Linked DNA regions of Mus musculus: region 1 is linked to region 2. The links are chromatin loops, found by intact Hi-C in ENCODE. Cell type or tissue: heart. All regions are shown on one strand. Each heading gives the region's core, and the rest is flanking DNA. Links, peaks and the distances in the headings are about the cores only.

What was found. A loop is a pair of places that touch in the nucleus more often than their neighbours do. Peaks named below come from ENCODE experiments on the same cell type or tissue, not always from the same donor. Only the 100,000 strongest peaks of a DNase experiment are listed, where the experiment ranks them.
Region 1: a loop joins it to region 2, with 4 times the contacts of the local background. A loop is called at or near these places in 2 of 42 quality-filtered maps.

Annotation. Positions count from the first base shown.
Region 1 is chr8:61,704,160-61,712,614 of GRCm38, forward strand. It overlaps Palld (palladin, cytoskeletal associated protein), which reads right to left. Exons shown (of 22, transcript NM_001293772.2): 5 at 7,216-7,321; 6 at 4,834-4,908. Among named protein-coding and RNA genes, the nearest start is that of Gm51576, 23 kb to the left of the region's middle. In heart, for the core only: no CTCF peak of the experiment used is centred there; a DNase peak (open chromatin) is centred at 4,982.
Region 2 is chr8:62,030,453-62,038,907 of GRCm38, forward strand. Ddx60 (DExD/H box helicase 60) reads left to right here. Exons shown (of 38, transcript NM_001293783.1): 36 at 2,923-3,074; 37 at 4,590-4,652; 38 at 6,583-7,249. The coding sequence ends at 6,682. Among named protein-coding and RNA genes, the nearest start is that of Anxa10, 89 kb to the right of the region's middle. In heart, for the core only: a CTCF peak has its summit at 4,101; no DNase peak of the experiment used is centred there.

The sequences.
Region 1 (8,455 bases), core at 123-8,122, 330 kb before region 2:
TTAAAAAAACAAAAACAAAACCAAAAAAACCCTTACCTATAAACAAGCTAATGGACAGACTTCAACAGGAAGTGTGTGGACTTTGGGCAGTTTTGTTTTGTTTTGTTTTGTGTTTTAAGGGTCTGGGGGAGTAACAGTGAGTCACAAATCTTACAGCAAACGGGAAAAAGTAAAAGTAGTATGTGATTTAGCAAATGTTCCTTGCGTAGGGTGTGTGCTAAAGCACTGTGCATAGTCTAAAAGCCTATAGTATTTTCCTATCAATTATTAAAGTAGAAGAATGATGTCTGGATTTGGACAGTAAGGAGAATGTGTGTGTGTGTGTGTGTGTGTGTGTGTGTGTGTGTGTGTGTGTAAATGAAAAGTTTAAGGTTATCAGCTACTGGGGTTGGAGCTGTAGAGTCGATGGAAGAGCGCTTACTTACTACGCTTGAAATCTCATTTAAAAATTTTCAGCACAGACAGAAGTAGATGCTGGATGATCACAACCTTAAAGTGATCCTCAGCTATATTGAGGATGTGAGGCTATCCTGGGCTACCTGAGACTTATTCTTAAAAAAAAATCAACTAATGATTGCATTCTTTTTTCCATTTGTGTTTTAAAGTGCAACAAGTCGCTGGGCTTTGAATCTCTTTTCATGTTTTACTATATTTGTTTATTCACTGTGTGTGGGACTGGGGTATACACATGCCAGAGCATAACTCAAGGGAGTTGGTTCTCTCCTTCTACCATGTGGGTCCTAGGGAATAAACTCAGGCTTGGTTAAAAAAAAAGTGCCTTTATCAGATGGGACATGATGCTAGCCCTAGAAAATCTCTGACTTTTAAGTAAATGTTTTGTAGTTCATGAATGTAGCCAGAGATGAGTTAATTTAGTGTTTCAGAGCACAGTGTGCGGTCCAGCTTTCTATGAGCCAACCTATGAAATATCTCCAGGAAGCTAGTTCTGGTATATAACAAATGACACCCAAATATTTTTCATGTTTAAGCTTTTAGGCATCAAAGGAGATTAGATTTATTCCTAAAACCATGTGGCTTTTTCCCTTTGTGTTTAAAAGCAAGAGAAATAGCAAAAGCACAGATGCCTACCGATAAAGGGCAACAGAAATGTATGCTTGCTCCTAGACTTCAGTTCCAGCTTGCCTTCTACTGTAGTGAGAGGCATGCACATGTGTACACAAAGACACGGACACAAAGACACACAGACACAAAGACACACACACAAAGACACACACAAAGACACATACATACAAAGACACAAACACACAACGACACACACACAAAGACACATACACACAAAGACACAAACACACAACGACACACACACAAACACACACACACAGGCACATGCATCATAGATGGTTAAGCCCAGTAAGCCATTAAAACAAACAAGGAGGAGCCCTCAGAATGATGAGAATCAACCTTCAGAAGCTGTGCTTAGCCATCTGAATCATAATTCAGTGTGGAATCTGGGCGCCCTGGATGCTTCCGGCTCCATATGAAGACCTGTCAACACAGATCATGTTCACTTGGCACTGTGGTTCCCTGGAAGGGTCTAAGGAAAGAACAGCCCTCTGGAGTAGCCATCCAGTGACCATCCTTGTTACCCATGCTGGGAATCTTTAGAGAAACACGAGGAAATAGATGGAGGTACTCCTTTGATAGGAAGAGTCCCCTTGCCATGCACTGTCACTGCCATGCACAAGAGGAATGCCAGAGAATCAGTGTGATGAGTCCAAGTGTCATCTGAGTTAAGAGCAGGTGCAGGGTCATTGTCTAAACCTGCTCCACTAAAGCCTAGCCTAAAAAGGATGCTGCAGACCACAGAGGGAAGCTGCTTAAAGGGAAAAGGAGAAAGCAGTTGCAGGGAGGAGATGTATCCAGCAGAAAGCAGGCATGCCACACCAGGCACCAGGTTAGAGGGTGGAGATGCACACACCGCTTCCACACACTCTCTGCCTTTCATTTCTTAAAAAAGCAACATATATTAAAAATCGTATTTCCCAGCCATGTTGTTAGTACACAGAACAGTTCATGATTTGATTTATATGTGTGGTAATTATGGTGGTAGTGGTGGTGGTGGGGGGGTAAGATAACTGTTAACAGTGTCTGTGTCCTAGCAGTTGGATTGCAGTGGATGACTCTGAGGTTTCAGTTCTAGATTTTTCAGCATGTTCTAGGTGTCCAGGAAGGAATCTCATGTTTACACGAGCCAGGCCATGACAAAGGAAGCATTTGACCTTGGGATGAAGGAAAACTAAATGGTACCTTTGTGTTCCTCCACCTGTACACTCAATATGGACTTGATCTGTTTAAATGAAGAGTCATGGGAGGGTTGGTCATAGTGGTGCAATGTTTAAAATCCCAGCACTGAGAAAATTGAGGAAGGAAGATTGTGAGTTGAAGGCTAGCCTGGGCTAAAGGTGTCTTAGCCTAAGGTGCCCCTGCATCCGATGAGTCATGGTTAGCAATGCATGATTTAACACAGTCTTCCAGAGATGTCCTTGAGAAGTTGGCTGTGAAAAACTCTTATACTTCATGTTGACTGTGAGCATGGTCCCTCTAGGCGGTCCCTGCTCAAAGCACCAGAAGAAAATATCTGTACCAGAGACTTAGGTTTGTCACAGTCTTAAAGGATTTCTTTGGCTTTTATTGTTTCTAGCTTTTTTTTTTGGGGGGGGGGGAGGCTTTTCAACAGATACCATTTGTTTTCTACGCTCACTGGGAAAAGGGTGACTTGTGGAAAGAGGCCTTTACTAAGCTTGGATTCAGTCAGGCTTCAGAGGGAAAATAACCCCCCCTACCCCCACAAAGATAACAAAGCTGCTTTTGGTGTGGCCTGACAGAAATTCCTTCTCTCCATCTCTCTCTTCCTTTCTCCAGAGGGTTCATACTCCCTAGCCCCGGCTTATCTTGAACTCACAGCACTCTTTGACTGCAGCATCCTGAGGCCAGGAATGATGCCCCTGAGCCACTCAGGCATCCTCACTGAGGATTTCAGAGTGGTTTTCTCATGTATCTTCAGTGTACTTGGAATTTTTTTTTTTTTTGTGAAAAGTGTGGAGTTCCATTTATTTTATTTTTTTTTTTATCTTACTAAAAGAATTCACTGTGTCCCCAAGTGTGTCTACGTGCCTGCAGTTATTGAAATATCTCTGCTATTCTGACTCCTCAGCAATTTGAGGAGACTCATGCCTTTATCCAAAAGTGTTTTGGATTTGGGATTTGGATTTGTTTTAAACACTGGAGTGTTTACATAGACATGGGGATATCTTGGGCATCGGATCTCTCCTAGTTAGCTTCTGCTGGCCTGGAATTACCCACTGAGTTTCAGTTGAGGGGTTGCCTCCATCAGACTGTCCCGTGGGCAGGACAGTGTGGTATTTTCTTGATTACTAATTGATGTAGGAGGGTCCAGACCACTATGGGTGGTGCCAATCCCTCCGCAAGGAGTCTTGGGTTATACAAAAAATGCTTGCTGAGCAGAAGCTAGGGAGCCAGTCAGAAAGCACAGCTCCTCCTTGATTTCTGCTTTCTTACTTGCTGTTACTTCCCTCTCTGTTGGATCGTGACCTGAACGCATAGCCACATAAACCCTTTCCTCCCCAAGTTGCTTTGGGTCATGGTGTTTATCATAGCAACAGAAAATACACTAAGGCAGGGCACAAGCAAACATGAAATTCAGTAATGTTTTCTGAATACCTAACCCACATATCCCAAGGAAATTTTATACAGTGTTTATATAATACACCTGCACGTGGACTGAGATTTGTCACTTTGTGTGTGATAGGATCTTCCACTCAGGCATCCGTCAAAATACGACATTTTAGTTTTTAAAGCATTTCAGATTATGGATGCTAAACTTTTAATGTAGATAACAGATCTTTAGGGTACCTTAGTATGTTATAAGGCAAGTTCATTTCTTCCATAATGGTGCCCCTTTTATTTCTTTAGTAGGACCCTGGCTATTTACAGTAACTCCCCCACCCCCTTACAACATAACTTTTAGAACCAGGCTACTAAATTCTATATCAAACAAATGGATAGAAACAAGAAACTTGTTGGGAGTTCAGCAAAATTGTATCAGAGATACCCTATGTCAGGGGACTAAGGACTTTATTAATCTTTCTACATGAGAATGGCTTATTTTTCCTCTTATTTGGCCTTTTAAAATGTCCATCAATAAAGTTTTAGACTCTCTCCAAAAAACACAAAGAAAGAAAGAAAGAGAATCTGCATGGACAGATTTCTGACTCCTGTCAGAATGGCATGGGACTCCTTCAACTTGGCAATGTAAATCTCCAACTTAAAACAAGTGGAAAAATCAGTTTTTTGTTTGTTTGTTTGCTTGGGTTGTTGGTTTTTTTTGTTTTTGTCTTGTAAAGCTTCCTAGATCTTTCAAGAGGTTTCCCTGGTAGTAAAAAAGTAACCTGACTGATTCTTGGGATTCATTGTACAGACTAGTCCTGGCCTCAAACTCTTAAAAACCCTTGCCCTTCTCCCTCCAAGTGCTGGGGCTACAGTTATATGCCATCATGCCCAGCTATAAAGAAAGGAAATAAATTAAACACTGAATTATTCATACCTCTCTTAGCTTTCCCATTAAGTCAGACATCTGCTTCACCTGCGTCCAACCACATTTCTCAATCTTGCATAAGAAAACAGCCATACAGTCATTATTCAATGAATACCTACCTATCCCCTAAGGTAACCATGGTGATCTGCCTATTAATATCTTCATTTCAAATCTTAAGGGCTGCTACATAAAGTCACATGTGAATGAAATTTAAGCACTAAAGAAAACATGGAGAATGAGACTTCCAGATGTCAGACCTTAGTAAAAACAGGAAGAAGGCAGCCCATGGTGGTTCCGTCAGGTCGGCAGAGATATGAAGTAGCGCTGTGAGCCTGAAAGAGCAGAGACACATGGATCAGATTCTCAACCTATACATCTTTGAAGGGATGAGCTAGAGAAGCCTTTCATTATGGGGATTGCTCCACGTGAGTGATTCCAGGCTATGGGAGTGTCGCCACACGTTACCCGCTAGTCTACTCTTACAGTACAGACATTGTTCTGCCCCCTAATTTCACATCTGTTACTCTTCTTTGGTCAAAAGGATATTGGAGGCAAGAGCTCCCTGGGTCCTGGGGGACTCTGAGAGCCTTTAAATGCTATTACCAAATGGATTTCTGTGTGTGGGACTTCCACAGGGGTCTGTTCAGACCGTCTCACAGACGCTATATTTTATTTTAAAATACATTCCGGATTCATTGAATCAAAAGGATAAGCTATGGGCAATGGAGGGTAAGGTAAGAAATGGGAACATCTGCCGATCTTGTTTTTAATGTGAACTCTGTCAGTAAAGGGAGATAGAAATTATGAGGGAAAGAAATAAAACTCATTTATTGATGTGTAAAAAATAAAAAATGTCAAGGCACTGAAACTGTTATTGAACAGCAGTCATCTCAGGGGAGGTAAAAGCTTTCAGAGTTGTGAATGGAAAATAAAAAGCAGGGAATGGAACTCTTTTGTGTGTGAAATTGCTTATTTTCAGGCAATCTGGACTTACTTATAAATCGATAGCCATCTGATCACATTTGTCTGGACACACTGTGTGACACCACAGTGCGGTGGAGATACTATGGCAGTGACAGATCTTATTCATTGTCCCAGGAATATATTTTACTGGCTTATGTTTCAGGAGGGAGGCCTGTGTCTCACTTTTCACTATCGTGGACATCCAAAGCATACACGAATACTTTTATAGCCTTACCCTGGGTCAGACATTGTTTGAAACGTCACATAAAAACTAAGTAAGAAACTCTTCACAACACCCCGGGGAGACACCCCTGGTCTTATCATCTCCAGTTTGCGGACAAAGGAATTAGGCCCAGAGAGGTTATGCTATTTGCTCGGAAGTCCCTTCAGTAAGTGGGTAGAGCTGGGATTTGAACCCAGAAACTCTGGCTCCCATATATTAAACATTTCTTCTCATTGGCTGTAAGGAAGAAATGATGAGCACTTCAGCCTCACATCTGTAAACTAGGACTCATTATTCGGAGTTCTTATAAATAAAGCCATTGACAATGTACTCTACACATCACTGTAGTGTTTGCATCTATACATCAATGTATGTTCTCATCTGTATCTCACAATACATTTGGTCATATTGAGAAGCTTCTAGAGTTTTGCCCAGCCAGACTGGGAAGGAGGGGGCGCTGATGACTTCTGCTTTCTGCTATTAAATATCTAGCAGAGTGGTTAGCATTTACATAAATTCTAGTTGAGAACTAAAAGCCAAACTCTTGAGTTAAGGCTACCATTAGTTTTGAATGAAAACTCTAGTTCAGTGGTTTAAAGGAAATACCTACTATGGCTGCCTCTACTGAGTCACTTATTCTTGTTGGTTTATGAACACAAATGTCTTTCCCCTAAAGTTCATCTCTTACATGTTACTATGTATGGCATGTGGTAGTTGTTATGATTCTGATAATATTGTGAGTAATAAGAACTCATGGAAGGCATGGGGATGCACACGAGACAAATCTTTTAACTAGGGATGGGTTTACTTACCAGGAGTGTCCGGGAAACCTACTACTACTGTTGGACTTACAGATTCACATCATATCAATTCTTTACAGACATTTGATTTTGTCTTTTACTTAAGGAGTAATGCTGATGGTGCTTGGAGAGTAAACCTACTACAGTCCCTTCCTAGAACTTGCTCTTTCTTCAATAAAACAGTCTCACACGGACCCTAAACCAATATTTAAAAACAGTATAGTGAAATCAAACCATTTTATTTTATTTTTTCTAAGCCATACTGTTTGGCCTTCTGAGATGGGAAAAGTTTTTGGTTGGTGTGTGAACATTATTGGTCTCTTTAAATAAATAAGCTAATGAGATAGGCTAACTGAAAGGAAGGTCAGAGAGGACAGTCAGAGCTAAGGCTTATTATCAGCTCAGAAATTCCTATTTGAGCTTGGCTGGTGACTTCCTGGTAGTGTGGCTGTGATTACAGATTATTCTTAATGAGCAAAAATGAGAACATTAACCATTATTTTTTTTCTTCCTTCGATTGTGGGTAGTTTTTCTTTTTTTTCCTCAGAAAATATTGCATGGGAATTTGTCAGTTAGAATTGAACTCGTATTCATAAAACAGAAGAGCCTGATGTTCCTGAACTCAGCTCCTTGGTGGCTGGAGGCACAATTACCTGTTGGACGGGCACAGATAGGGGCTGAATCACAGCTGTGGTCACTCCTGTTTTCGGAGCTGAGGATCCTATCGTTAAGGAAACGGACGTTGTTTTCTTCTGAGCTCTGGAAAATAGGGAAGCGAGTGTTAGGTAGAAGCTGTTTGTTTTTGTTGTTGTTTTGTGTTTTTATAAATTAGCAATTATTCTTTAAACTATTTTTACAGAAGACCTGGGTTTCTATTTGTAGACCCGGTCTACTTCCATTAAAATTTGTTTCAGAAGTTGGAACTTATCAAAACAAACTGCCAAAAGAGCTGTGTGGTCAGGACCTGGATAGAACTGACTTTAATAAACACACAGAAGAAAGAAAATGAACCAGAGGCAACTCACACTGATAAAGATTATTAAGGTATTATTTTTTTTAAAATCCCAAGAGAAAATAGAATCTTGGAAAGCTTCAATCTCTATCAGTTAGCAAATATTTGACATCTTTACGGTTAGGGTCCTATATTTAACTCAGTTTTAGTGTTTATTTTAGGGCTAACAGCTGTCGCTTTTGCTGGATTCAAATTTTGTTGAGAATTTTTGTCTTCTCTTAGTTCTGAGACTTTAGTGTTGTAGAAGAGAAAAACCAAGGGGAATCAGTCCATTGCCTGGCTCAGTGTGGCTGAGAGGGTGTGAAATCTCTGCATTTGAATTCTAATTTAAATCAGAAAAAAAATGTACAAATGTATAGTCTTCATTAGCAATGATGATTATCTGATGTTGACTGGACATGATTTTTCAAATAAAATACGATTATTTTATTATTGTAACAGTCTTACAGTACAGTATTTATATTAATGTGTAAGATCTAATCAGGGAAATTAGCATTTTAAATAGAGATAACTGTTATATATTTACTAGCAACAAAAAACATTTGTTAGCACATCTCACCATTAATGGAATTTTCTACCAAACTCAGGTAGACTTGGCTGTACTTTTGTAAAATAGAGGAGACAGTAACACTTTTTTAAATAATGCATGTCTCTCTAGGGATAAGCAAATTTTGGCCTTTTCAGATATAAGGTTTTACTAGCAAAAACCAACAACAACAAAACCTTTATCCAATAAAAAGAAAATCCATTTCTGGCTCAATTAGACATTTTGATTCTCCTTCGGACCTAACTGATTTTTCTCTCAGTGTGACTGGTCTTGCCATTTACTTAATCAGCTCCAAGGCTGTCTTTGCAGCTAACAAAGCTCTTGGCTGGGTTTT
Region 2 (8,455 bases), core at 332-8,331:
CCAGCACCATTTGTTGAAAATACTCTCTTTTTTTCTACTGGATGATTTTAACTCCCTTGTCAAAGATCAAGTGACCATAGGTGTGTGGGTTCATTTCTGGGTCTTCAATTGTATTCCATTGGTCTACTTGTCTGTCGATATACCAGTACCATGCAGTTTTTTACCACAATTACTCTGTAATACAGCTTTAGGTCAGGCATGGTGATTCCACCAGAGGTTCTTTGAGTATTGAGGAGAGTTTTTGCTATCCTAGGTTTTTTGTTATTCCAGATGAATTTGCAAATTGCTCTTTCTATATCAGTGAAGAATTGAGTTGGAATTTTGATGGGGACTGCATTGAGTCTGTAGATTACTTTCGGCAAGGTAGCCATTTTGACTATATTAATCCTGCCAATCCATGAGCATGAGAGATCTTTCCATCTTCTGTGATTTACTTCAATTTCTTTCTTCAGAGATTTGAAGTTCTTATCACACAGATCTTTCACTTCCCTAGTTAGAGTCACACCAAGATATTTTATATTATTTGTGACTATTGTGAAGGGTGTTGTTTCCCTAATTTCCTTCTCAGTCCATTTATCCTTTGTGTAGAGAAAGGCCATTGATTTATTTGAGTTAATTTTATATCCATCTACTACACTGAAGCTGTTTATCAGGTTTAGGAGTTCTCTGGTGGAATTTTTGGGGTCACTTACATATACTGTTATATCATCTGCAAATAGTGATATTTTGACTTCTTCCTTTCCAGTTTGTATCCCCTTGATCTCTTTTTGTTGTCTAATTGCTCTGGAAAGAACTTCAAGTAATATATTGAATTGGTAGGGAGAAAGTGAGCAGCCTTGTCTAGTCCCGGATTTTAGTGGGATTGCTTCCATTTTCTCTCCATTTAGTTTGATGTTGGCTACTGGTTTACTGTAGATTGCTTTTATTATGTTTAGGGCTTTGAATTCCTGATCTTTCCAAGACTTTTTATCATGAATGGGTGTTTTATTTTGTCAAATGCTTTCTCAGCATCTAATGAAATGATCATGTGGTTTTTGTCTTTGAGTTTGTTTATATAATGGATTACGTTGATGGATTTCCATATATTAAACCATCCCTGCATCCCTGGTATGAAGCCTACTTGGTCATGATGTATGATCATTTTGATATGTTCTTGGATTTAATTTGCGAGGATTTTATTCATTATTTTTTCATTGATATTCATAAGGGAAATTAGTCTGAAGTTCTCTTTCTTTGTTGGATCTTTGTATGGTTTAGGTATCAGAGTAATTGTGGCTTCATAGAATGCATTGGGTAGAGTACCTTCTCTTTCTATTTTGTGGAATAGTTTGAGAAGAGTTGGAATTAAGTCTTCTTTGAAGGTCTGATAGAACTCCTTTTGTAGTAGTATCTGATGAAGTTTTGGATATTCTCAGGTTCTGTTGTTATGTCTCCTTTTTCATTTTTTATTTTGTTGATTAGGATACTGTCCCTGTGCCCTCTAGTTAGTCTGGCTAAGGGTTTATCTATCTTGTTGATTTTCTCAAAGAACCAGCTCCTTGTTTGGTTGATTCTTTGAATAGTTCTTTTTATTTCCACTTGGTTGATATCAGCCCTGAGTTTGATTATTTCCTGCTGTCTATTCCTCTTGGGTGAATTTGCTTCCTTTAGTTCTAGAGCTTCTAGGTGTGCTGTCAGCCTGCTAGTGTATGCTCTCTCTAGTTTCTTTTTTGAGGCACGCAGAGCCATGAGTTTTCCTCTTAGGACTGCCTTTATTGTGTCCCATAAGTTTGGGTATGTTGTGGCTTCATTTTCATTAAACTCTAAAAAGTCTTTAATTTCTTTCTTTATTTCATCCTTGATCAAGGAATCATTGAGTAGAGTGTTGTTCAGTTTCCACATGAATGTTGGCTTTCTATTATTTATGTTGTTATTGAAGACCAGCTTTAGTCCGTTCTGATCAGATAGGATGCATGGGATAATTTCAATATTTTTGTATCTCTTGATGCCTGTTTTGTAACCAATTATATGGTCAATTTTGGATAGGTACTATGTGGCTCTGAGAAGAATATCCTTTTGTTTTAGGATAAAATGTTCTGTAGATATCAATTAAATCCATTTGTTTCATAATTTCTGTCAGTGTCCATGTGTCTCTGTTTAGTTTCTGTTTCCAGGATCTGTCTACTGGTGAGAGTAGGGTGTTGAATTCTCCCAATATTATTGTAAGCTCACCCTTTCTAACTTTTTCTGAAGTCGGGCTGGCTGGTTCAACTCAGCTCTTCCAGGCCAAAGTCCTCTCCAAGCTGACTGATTCAATCTGGCTTCTTTGGACTTCTGACTGAATTGCTCTGCTTGGCCTTATAAATAACAACTTTTCAATATGTTCTAATCTTTTGGCTAGTTCTCATTTTCATTCTCATTCTGTCTTCACCTGCAACCTTTCTCTGTAAAACTGTCCTGATAAAACTGCCTTTTCTCCCTCTCCCTCCCTCTTTCCTTCCCTGTTTCTCCCCCTCCCCTTTCCCCTGTCCCTGTCCCTCTCCCCCTTCTCTCTCAGCTGCTCTCTCAGATTGCCTCTGTTTTCATGAGAGTTGGGCATATCCTATTTCTGACTCATTCTGCCAGATATTTCTCTGATTTGTCACCTTGTCTGCCCCTCAATTAGATGTTACTTTCAAACATGGCTGCTTCCTTCTACAAACTAATCTTACCTCTATTATTAAGGATTAAAGGTGTGTGCTGAGCATATTTATATTCTAGCCAGATAATACTGTAATTCACTGTCTGTATTCTGACTGGACCACACAGACCTAGAAAGTCTTTGGGTATCATCCCTTGCCTGATCAGCCATATTGTTGGATTAAAATTTCTCTACAGATAACTACAAGTTCTAAGTTGTAAGCCTCTGTCCATGTGAATAACTAAAAACTTGTATTTCTTTAGGTCATTCTACACACACTTGGTATCAATCACACACAAGCCCCGGTGCTGTGGCCATACGCATTGGATAGTCAAGGAAGAAAAATTCCACTTAATGCCTATGCACTTGATTTCTATAAGCATGGATCCCTTATTGGATTAGTCCAGGACAATAGGTATGTTTTATCTTGAAAATTCCAAGAAATGACTATTCCTGACAAACATATTAGATTTTCACTTCCAGAACAAATGGCACAGATGATGGCATATTTTATACATTTATTTCTAGTTTAGCAGCAAAAGTTTAGCACATGGGCCAACTCACTTGATCTAAATATATGCCTTAAATGTGTCTTTGTGTATATCAAATATATCTTTACATTACAGTTCTATTTATGCACCATTTAGTATTTTAGATATAATGGCAGATAGCAATCTGGCATTTTTTTAATGCCTGAGAGAATATAAAGTGTCTAGTTTACATATCTGGGTCTGACACTTTAGCTTGTCAGGGAAGCCATTTTTATAGGTATAAATAGAAGCAGGCATTATTTAGGTCATTTTTCATACAGTTAGCATCCATCACTCTCAAACTCCAGTATTGTGGCCACAAAACTTGGATAGTTGAGGAAGAAAACTGTCAGTCAACACATAGGCTTTGACGTCTGTAAGACCAGGTCAATAGATATGTTTTCTCTTGATAATTTCAAGAAGTAGTTAGTCATGCCAAGCAAATTAGATATTCACTCCTAGGGAAATATCCAGGAAACTATCCCTGAGCAGGGAGATACTTGTCTCAGTGCTAAACACCTCATCTAGTGGCAGATATATTAAGGAATTAAACATGCAGTAGACATAAAAATTTGAACATTCTTTACTAAGTTAAGGTATAAAAAGTTTTAATAGTCCTCAGAAACCTAGAAAATTTTTACTTATTAAGGCTGATTTATTTTTGTGAATAAAGTTGCATTTACATTAGTTGATAATATTTTTTGGTTTTAAAACTTGTTCATTGATAATTTCATAATTGTATGTAAAATATTATGACCATATCTCCCCGTTTATTCTTGTATACCTTCTCAGTTGTATCCCCTAACCCCAGCAAGTCAGCTGTCCATGTTTGTGTTGTCTTTAAATTTTGGTTTATTTTCACTTTGAGTCACACTGAGTTTTACTAGGGCTATCTGCATGAGTGTGTCGCCATCCCCTGGAAGTCAGGAGACTCATCAGAGAAAACAATACTGAAGAAAAATGACTCTCCTTTCTTTAGCCCATAGGGCCCCTGCCTTTCCTGGGAACTCTTGTCCTAGGAGCTTGTCTCTCATCCTTGGCTGATATTAATGGTCCTGCTCTTGTGCAGACCCTATTCAGACAGCCTTTGCTGCTGTGGACGCATGAATCACATCAGGCCCAGAAGATAGCATTTCTCAGCACTTGCTTCACTTAGCTCTTAATTCTCTCTGTCTCATTTTTTTGTGATTCTTTCTGAGTCTTGGTGAAGTGACATAGATGTTCCAAATAGGTGTTAGTGCTCAACAGTCACTTATTCTCAGTAGTCTGATTAATCATTGTATAACAGCAGCAGCAGCAGCAGCAGCATCTTTGACCATGTCTGAGCCAGCTCTAATTTATGGATATAAACATCAATAGTAAATAATCGTATCGTTAATTTCTGTTTTCCTGTCCCTTAGGATACATCCAGGGGAAGCTTATAGCCTGTTGAAAGATTTTAATCTTATCATTAAGTCTATCAGGTACGTTACATGTTTAAATGTTACTTTTGTATTTCCCCAAATTTAATTGTCATTTTGAAATGTTGAGATTATTACCACCCCCCCCCATGATCCAAGTTAAAAGTGTCACTGCATCTGTTACATACCATGCATTTCAACTTCCCAGAGGGTCTGTAGAGTCCCCCATCCCTACAACCTTTTGGTTATGGTCTGTTTTATAATTAATTAAAAAAATGTTTTTTTGAGATTAAGTTCCATCAAGATAGAGCCTCAGACTAGGGCAGTGCACATAGCTCAAAACCATTCCTGAGCATCCCTGATCCTAGATATTCTCAATGATCCCCATTGCAATATCGTAGCAAATACACGTTTCAGAAATCTCTGAGGTGCCAGCAGCTCTCCAATTTATAACATTTGCTTGCTCTTGAGTCTCCTGCTACAGTCTATATTTTTCTTCAGGGTTTGTCTGACTGTAAATTCATAGTCACTTTTTATTCTGATCTGGAACAAAGCCCAGTTACTCACAAAGCAATATCAAACTCTTTGTGATCACCCCCATCCTTGGCTCCATTGGCCATATATTGTCACCTAGTTAAATAGCCCCTTAACCCCTCATATTCATATGTATTCCAACACTTTGACAGTGACTTTTATTTTGTCACATGTGTATTCAAGTGACCATAAATCTCATCATTATAGGGTCCTTAAAAACAGTTCTCTATTTTATTTCCTTGATCAGAGCCGAATCAGACCTTTATGGGTGTTTTTTATACAGAGAGCTTTATAATTTATTTTATTATTTTTATTATTTATTATTTTAATCTGATTTATTTATTTTTATATAGTTTTATTATTTATTTGTTATTTTATACACAGAGTTAATTTGAGGTATATGGGAGCAGAAGGGAAACGCTTTGTTTATCTGCAGTAGTGGTTCTCAACCTTCCTAATGCTGGGACCCATTAATAGAGTGGTGTGTTTCTTTTCCCTTTCTTCATGCCTGTTCACAAGTTTCTTAATGCTGGTGTAACAAATTGTCATTCAATGGTATGAACCTCTATAAATGTATCATCTTACCATTCTGGAGACCAATCATCAAAGTGTGCGTTCACCAGACAAAATTAGATGTCTGGATGTTCTAAGGGAAAACCTTGGCTCTTTCCCAACAGTTAGAGGTTGTCTGCATCTTTGGGTCAGAGTTTCCTTCTGACTTGGAGGCCAGGGATGTTCAATAGAGAAACCTGACATTATGAATCAAATATCCACATTTCACCATTTTGACTCCCATCTTCTCCTTCCTCGCACTCATGAGCACCTTTGAGAATTCCATTAGTCATACCTAAAGAATCCAGAGTAATCATTTATCTCCACTGATCATTAGCTGTCCTCTGTGGGCTCATCTGTGATGGTAATTGCCCTTTGTCATGGAGCCTAACATGAGTCCTGGTTTCTGGGGATTTAGGTGAGGTCATCTGAATTAGATGAGGTGTATTACTCTGCTGACAACACCCCAGCTTTGTTTTTGTTTTTTTGTTTTGTTTTTTTTATCCCCTACCTAGATAAAGAAAGGAAGCTTTCTTTCTCCATCATAGTCTTCAGAAAATGCTGGACACAGTAGTTGAAAAACCACAAAATGTGTCCATGAGATATGTAGAGAAAAGAAATTTGTGTTGTATTGCCTAAGGGATCAAGGATCAAAGTAATAAAATTTGGTGTCCTTTCAATCACCCTTTGCTGAATGTGACACATTGTCTTCTTTTCTTATTTATTTTTTGTACAAGTATTATTTTATTAATAAATTTGTTTCTTATCAACATTCCTTATAAATTCCTAATATTACTTCATAACTTTAGAGGACAGCCCTTTTTTATATTATTCAATGTTACTTAATTGAATATATCTATGCATATATATATACATATATTATATATTTGTATTTTTCTATTTATAGTGTCTCCTTGCGTGAACTGTGTGAAAATGAAGAAGACAATGTTGTTTTAGCATTTGAACAATTGTCTACGTCTTTTCAAGAGAAGTTTGAATTAGTGTGAAAAGAAAAACTATGTAAACTGCTTAAACTATCACCATAGAATCATTGTGAATTATATATCTTTACTCTTATGTCTTACTCAAACAATCATACATGATGAGATGGAATGAATAAGCAAATAGAGTTGCCATCAAACTTCTTGTGGTTGCCTCTAATGTACTTGGTGGTTTCTCAAAAAGTTGACAAAAATGCTTATATTTCTAAATTATTGAGGATTGAAGGAAAAAAAATACAAGAATATTACATATATACATTTAAAGACAGTTTTTACACTCCATGAGACCCAATCAAATATTGCATTTTACATATTTTCACTGTTAGTATGTCTAAAACTACTTTTGAAGATAGAAAAAAATGATTTTAGTATCCTGAAAGTGTAATATAATCTATACAATCAACATAAAGGGATTTCACTGCTTAGATAGCTAGTTAATGAAATAATACCTCTTGATATAATATGAAATGTAAAATATGTATATTTTCATTGAATTTTTGTGATGCTTTTAAAGAAAACATGTAGCTAATATTTTTCTTCATTTTAATTGTATATAAATGACTGTTGAAATAATGATGTCACTGGTTTCATTTGTTTGAAATAATACTCCTCTATTAATCCACTGTACACTGCCACTCATTCAATACAATTATTTAGAAGGGATCTCTAATTGAGTTCTTAACCTCAATTCTCAGTGCTAGAATTTTAAGCTCTCAACTTGAACTCACAGTGGTTAACTTTCAAAACAAAAGATGTGGTTTTTCAGGTATCCTGCTGAATGATGGTTTTTGTTTTGTTTTGTTTTATTTTGTTTTGTTTTGTTTTGTAGCACTATACATAGACTATAGTGGCTAAAAAACAGTTATGGTCCATTTATTTCTGAATCAGAAAAATTTCAGTTGTAGGAAGAGATACCATTTAGATCCATGTTAGAAATCTCTACGTTTGGGGTGGGGTTGGGGGTGCAGTTTAAACTGTTTCTAATCTTGTTGTTATTGTTGTTTTGGGGGACAGGGTTTCTCTGTGTAGCCTTGAGTTCCAGAGTGCTGGAACTCACTCTGTAGACAAGGCTGGCCTCTGTCTTCCAAGTGCTGGGATTAAAGGCCTGCACCACCACCTCTTGGCCTGTGTTTCCATTCTTTAAATGCTACAACAATGCTATAACCCCCAAACACTTAGAATAACCTCATCCTGTCTAACACCCCCTAAACTCCACCCACTGGAATTTTACACAGTGTGAAGGTTATTATCATGTTAGTGTCAACTTAAGCTTATATGTAGGAATCAGCAGGGAAGTGAAGATCCACCTCAATAGATATGCATGAGTTAATTGGCTGCTAGATTTTTTCCAAGACTGAGGTCATTTTTTGACATCTGGAATCTTCTTAAAAGTGTATAATTATACCTAACATCTTTGAGGTGAGTCTACTGGGTCTAGGGGTATATACACTGTTTCTTCAACCTTTAGTTAAATCTGAAGTGTAAGCAGCAGTAATTTCTCAGGAGACAATTTTTCGATTTCTCAAGTGAGTTGGGAAGAGATACATTGCAGAAAGGTAAAGCTATGATATCTTGCTTTGCTGACTCAGAAAGCCTACAAAAACTATGTACTGGCAAGATTTTTACTTAGAATATTTGGGAACTATAGAAATCATGATGATTCCTTAGGTCTCAGAGAATAAAATAAAAGCTACAGACAGACAGTAAAAGAAATGTTGGTCTTTACCCACGGTGCTGGTCTCTCCAACTTGGCAGTTTTCACACATGGAAAAGTGCACC